Regions from separate parts of the Homo sapiens genome. Here region 1 is linked to region 2. A link is an interaction called in ENCODE POLR2A ChIA-PET data of the cell type or tissue named here. Cell type or tissue: Caco-2. All regions are shown on one strand. Region 1 has its middle 4.7 kb from the start of DHDH. Region 2 holds the start of PLEKHA4 (pleckstrin homology domain containing A4).

Evidence for each region. ChIA-PET counts read pairs that join two places held together with the same protein. Peaks named below come from ENCODE experiments on the same cell type or tissue, not always from the same donor. Only the 100,000 strongest peaks of a DNase experiment are listed, where the experiment ranks them.
Region 1: POLR2A ChIA-PET joins it to region 2 with 5 read pairs; 25 of 35 experiments call an interaction of 5 or more read pairs at or near these places.

Annotation. Positions count from the first base shown.
Region 1 is chr19:48,927,790-48,930,289 of GRCh38, forward strand. No RefSeq gene overlaps it. Among named protein-coding and RNA genes, the nearest start is that of DHDH, 4.7 kb to the right of the region's middle. In Caco-2, no CTCF peak of the experiment used is centred here; no DNase peak of the experiment used is centred here.
Region 2 is chr19:48,866,449-48,868,948 of GRCh38, forward strand. PLEKHA4 (pleckstrin homology domain containing A4) reads right to left here and starts at 2,169. Exons shown (of 20, transcript NM_020904.3): 1 at 1,635-2,169; 2 at 1,089-1,178. The coding sequence starts at 1,172. In Caco-2, no CTCF peak of the experiment used is centred here; a DNase peak (open chromatin) is centred at 943; H3K4me3 peaks cover 881 bases.

The DNA.
Region 1 (2,500 bases), 61 kb after region 2:
CTCTTAAAAAAGGAAAAAAATCACATGGCAGAGTAGCATTTTAAAATAAAGTCACGAGGCTGGGCGCGGTGGCTCACGCCTGTAATCTCAGCACTTTGGGATGCTGAGGCAGGCGAATCACCCGAGGTCAGGAGTCTGAGACCAGCCTGACCTACGTTGAGAAACCCCGTCTCTACTGAAAATACAAAATTACCCGGGCCTGGTGGCGCATGCCTGTAATCCCAGCTGCTCAGGAGGCTGAGGCAGGAGAATCGCTTGAACCCAGGAGGTGGAGGTTGCGGTGAGCCGAGATCACGCCATTGCACTCCAGCCTGGACAACAAAAGCAAAACTCCGTCTTAAAAAATAAATAAATAAATAACATTAAACTACGTCACTCAGCCTGTGAACAATGGCTCACGCTTATAACCCAGCAATTTGGGAGGCCGCAGCAGGTGGATCACTTGAGGTCACGAGTTCGAGACCAGCCCGGCCAACATGGTAAAACCGCATTTCTACTAAAAATACAAAATTAGCTGGGTGTGGTGATGGGCGCCTGTAATCCCAGCTACTCATGAGGCAGGAGAATCGCTTGAACCCAGGAGGCGGAAGTTGCAGTGAGCTGAAATTGTGTCACTGCACTCCAGCCTGGGTGACAGAGCAAGACTCCGTCCAAAAAAAAAAAAAAAAAAAAAGGGACCATGTTCTAGTGTAGGGGTAAGTGGATTGTTTTGGCCCCAACCCCAAGAGGATCAAGGGAGACCACTGCAGCTGCCCGAGAAATTCTTGCCCTCTGACAAGAAACACCCTATCCAGTCTGGGGAATTTGCCAGTCCAACCCCTCCCCTTGGCTCAAGATTCTGGGAAATCCTAAATAGTGTTTACCATTGGCCTTTTATCAGCTCCAGTATAAATGCGTCTGGCCAGACTTGCTTTACAACTATGCATAATGGATAGTTGGGCCAGGCTTGGTGGCTCATGCCTAGTGCTTTGGGAGGCCGAGGTGGGAGGATCACTTCAGCCCAAGAGTTGGAGGCCAGCCTAGGCAACATGGTGAGACACCATCTCTACAAAAAAAAATTTTATTTTCTGTTTTTTTTTTGAGACGGAGTGTGGCGCTGTCACCCAGGCTGGAGCAACAGAGCCAGACTTTGTCTCAAATAAATAAATAAATAAATAAAACCTGCAAAAAAATTTTTTTAAATGCCATTTTTCTTTCTTTCTTTCTTTCTTTTTTTTTTTGAGGCAGAGTCTTGCTGTGTCACCCAGGCTGGAGTGCAGTGGCGTGATCTCGGCTCACTGCAAGCTCTGCCTCCCGGGTTCACGCCATCCTCCTGCCTCAGCCTCCTGAGTAGCTGGGACTACAGGCGCCCGCCACCATGCCCGGCTAATTTTTTGTATTTTTAGTAGAGATGGGGTTTCACTGTGTTAGCCAGGATGGTCTTGATCTCCTGTCCTCGTGATCCGACCACCTCGGCCTCCCAAAGTGCTGGGATTACAAGCGTAAGCCACCGCGCCTGGCCATTTTTCTTTTTAATCAATCCTGCCACTTGAAGATTATATGGTAAGGGAAATCTGCAGTCTATACACAATACTGAGTTGCTCCAAGCCCTTGAGGATTGTGAGGGACCCAGTGTTCTAATTCTTGCTAGAGTGTCTACCTCCATGTTACCAGAGGCGAGTCTGACCGGGTACTGACATGTGATATACCATTAAGTGTGCAGTGGGTTCTTTTAGCCTTTCCCAAATGTCTTTCCACATGGCAGCGCCCCACAGCATTTTCTTTTTCTTCTTTTTTCTTTTTCTTTTTTTTTTTTTTCTTTTTTTTCCTGGGCAACAGAGTCTCACTCTGTTGCCCGGGCTAGAGTGCAGTGGCGTGATCTCGGCTCACTGCAAGCTCTGCCTCCTGGGTTCAAGCGATTCCAGTGCCTCAGCCTCCCAAGTAGCTGGGATTACAGGTGCACACCACCACGCCCAGCTAATTTTTGTATTTTTAGTAGAGATGGGGTTTCACCCTGTTGGCCAGGCTGGTCTCAAACTCTTGACCTCAGGTGATCCGCCCGCCTCGGCCTCCCAAAGTGCTGGGATTACAGGCGTGAGCCACTACGCCCGCCCTCTTTTTTCTTTTTTGAGACAGAGTCTCACTCTGTTGCCCAGGCTGGAGTACAGAGGTGCCATCATAGCTTACTGCAGCCTCAACCTTCCCAGCTCAAGCGATCCTCCCGCTTCAGCCTCCCTAGTAGCTGGGAATACAGATGCACACCACCACACCTGGCTAATTTTTTGCAGGTTGGTCTCGAACTCTTGGGCTCAAGAGATCTGCCCGCCACAGTCTCCCAAAGTGCTGGGATTACAGGCATGTGCCACCGTGCCCGGCATATTTTCTTTTCAGTGTTTACCTTTTTGCCTCCTCTGAGGTGCTGGAGTGCAGCAATAAGAAAGTAATAATTTTAGGCCGGGCGCAGTGGCTCACGCCTGTAATCCCAGCACTTTGGGAGGCCGAGGAGGGCGGATCACGAGGT
Region 2 (2,500 bases):
GGCACGTGCCACCACGCCTGGCTAATTTTTGTATTTTTAGCAGAGACGCGGTTTCGCCATGTCAGTCAGGCTGCTCTTGAACTCCTGACCTCAGGTGATCCACCCGCCTCAGCCTCTTAAAGTGCTGGGATTATAGGCGTGAGCCACTGCGCCGGGCCGAGACTCTTTTTTTGATGGGCAGAGGGAGGTGTTCAGAGGCAAGGAAGAGGCTGTAGGGAAGCAATTTGGGGATCAAGCATCCACTGCCAAGAAGCAGATGCCCTTGGCCACCAGAGCCAGAGCTGTAGTAGGTCCTTTGGGATCTGAACTGGGACTATGGGCTGGGAGGGCCCCATAATCAGGGGGAACTCTCACGCTGAGTCTCCAGTGAATCAAAGGATGCCCTGGTGCCCTGCGGTCACACCCCTTAGCAACCAAGTACAAGGAGAGGAAGCCTCAAATCCCTCCATCCTGCCCGGATGGAGCCTCATCTCCTGATGCCCACAGATATCTCAGGCATCCTTAGCCAGGTCCCGACAATATGCCCTTCCTTGGAAGCGGTGGTACTGACCAAGGCTGAGATCAGATCTCTGGGCTCTGAACTTGAGAAACAATATGTGTGGAACGGCAGGAGGAAAAAGAAATGAGTGTCTCCCTAAGCTTTTGGCTGGGATGCCGATTTGGGATGCAAGTATCTGGAGGCCCCTTGGGTCTTATTGTCAGAGAAGGGTCTCTCCTTATAGGATTTCATTAGTGGGTAGATTGGATGGCGAGAGATAGGACAGCAAGTTCTGGCACTAATCAAGAGCAGCCACTACTTCTCAGAACTCGAGGGGCCTCATGGCTGGGGAGCGGCTTTATCTTAGCAACCAGGGTCAAGGGAGGTTGTTACTCTGGTTTAGAATTAGGAAAATACAAAGGGTGGGGACAGAGCTGGGAGTGCCTCTGAATTCCTAGCTGCGGTGTGTAGGCAATTTGGGACCTTACTATGTCTGGCAGACCCCGTTGCTAAGGATCTTTGTCCTTAACAACCAGAGTCCTTGGGGAAACAGAAGGATGGGCGGCCCAGAGCCCCACCTTCCTCCCCATCCCCGCCAGGAAGCTCAAACCTTGGGGCTCAGGCTGCTGAGCGAGGAGATGGTGGAGGCGCTGCTGGCCAGGCTCAGGCTGCTGCGAGGTCGGCTCCCCTCCATCAAGGGCTGGGGGAGAGAAAGAAAGGGGCTGTGTCTCTGCAGTGACGGGTGTGAGACAGAGATGGGGTCAGGGGCTTGGAGGTCGGAGGAGGCTGCAGAGAAAGAGCCTGTTGTTTCGGGACTTGGGGGGCTGGGGGAGGCCATGGCCCGTGACCACATACCAAGAGTGGTGCCAAGAGAGGTAGGCGGCCCTGGCAGCTGCGGGAGGGGGCAGCTGTCTGCAGCCCAGGCCAGAGAATAGGGGCTTCTTTATTCCTGCCCACTGCACTCAGGCCAGGAATTTGACCCTCTCTGTGCTTAGGGACTCCCCATTCCCTGCCTCCTTCCGGCTGCCCCAGGCTACCTGTCTCCCGCCCTCCCACATGCACCCCCAAACCACCCCTGCCAACTCCCCAAGCCAAGCCCTGCGGCACCAGGAATGTGAACCCAGAGAGCCCCTCCCAGCCCAGCCAGGGAACTTACCCAGCTCTGGGGTCCCAGTGACGGGGGGGCAAGAGGACGGTGTGGGTGCTGCGGCACCTAGGCAGTCTCCCGCCTCCTTTGTCTCTTAGCTGCTGTCTCTCATAGTTCTCAATCTCTCTCCTCACCTGCTCACTCACACTTTTTGTCTCTTTGTCTCCTGTCTCTTACGGTCTCTCTCTCTCTCTCTTCCTTTTACACTACCTCTCTCCCCACTCTCACTTTCTGTGTCTCCCTCTGATCTCTGTCTCTTCCAGTCTCTCTCTCACTCATTCTCTCCCTCTCTCTCTCTCTCCAATCTTTCTGTTTCTGTCCAAATCTTTTATTGTCAGACTCACAGGGTCTCTTCCTTAAGTCTCTGTCTCATTCTCTCTCTCTCTCTCTCTCTGTCTCTCAGTCATCCCCTGTGTCCTCTCTCCTTCACACTCAGTCTCTTCCTCTTTCTCTCTGGCTCTGCCGTTTCCTCCCTTTTCTCTTTCCGATTTCCCTTCTCACTTTCTCCCTTCCTCCCTCTCCCAGTTTCTCTTTCCTCTCTGCTGGTCTTTCCCTGCCTCTGCCAGCCGCCCACGCTGCTGTTCTCCCCTCCCAATCCCGGCTGTCCCCGCCCCTTCTGGCCTCCCCACTACAGCCTGACCTCTGGCTCAGCTGCCCCCATAGCTGAAGGGAGGGGCTTGGGCCCCCCAATTCCCAGGTCCCCTAAGGACCAAGGTTGGGACTTCTCAGTGTTTGGAGAGTTGGACTTGAGGCCTGCACTCCAGGGCCCCCGTGGGTTTGCTGCTGTGGTTGGGGGCCTGAGCCACTGGTGTCCTAAACGGAGGAGGCTTGTGTCCTGCAAGGGGTGGGGACTCAAATTTCCAAAGCCCTGGAGG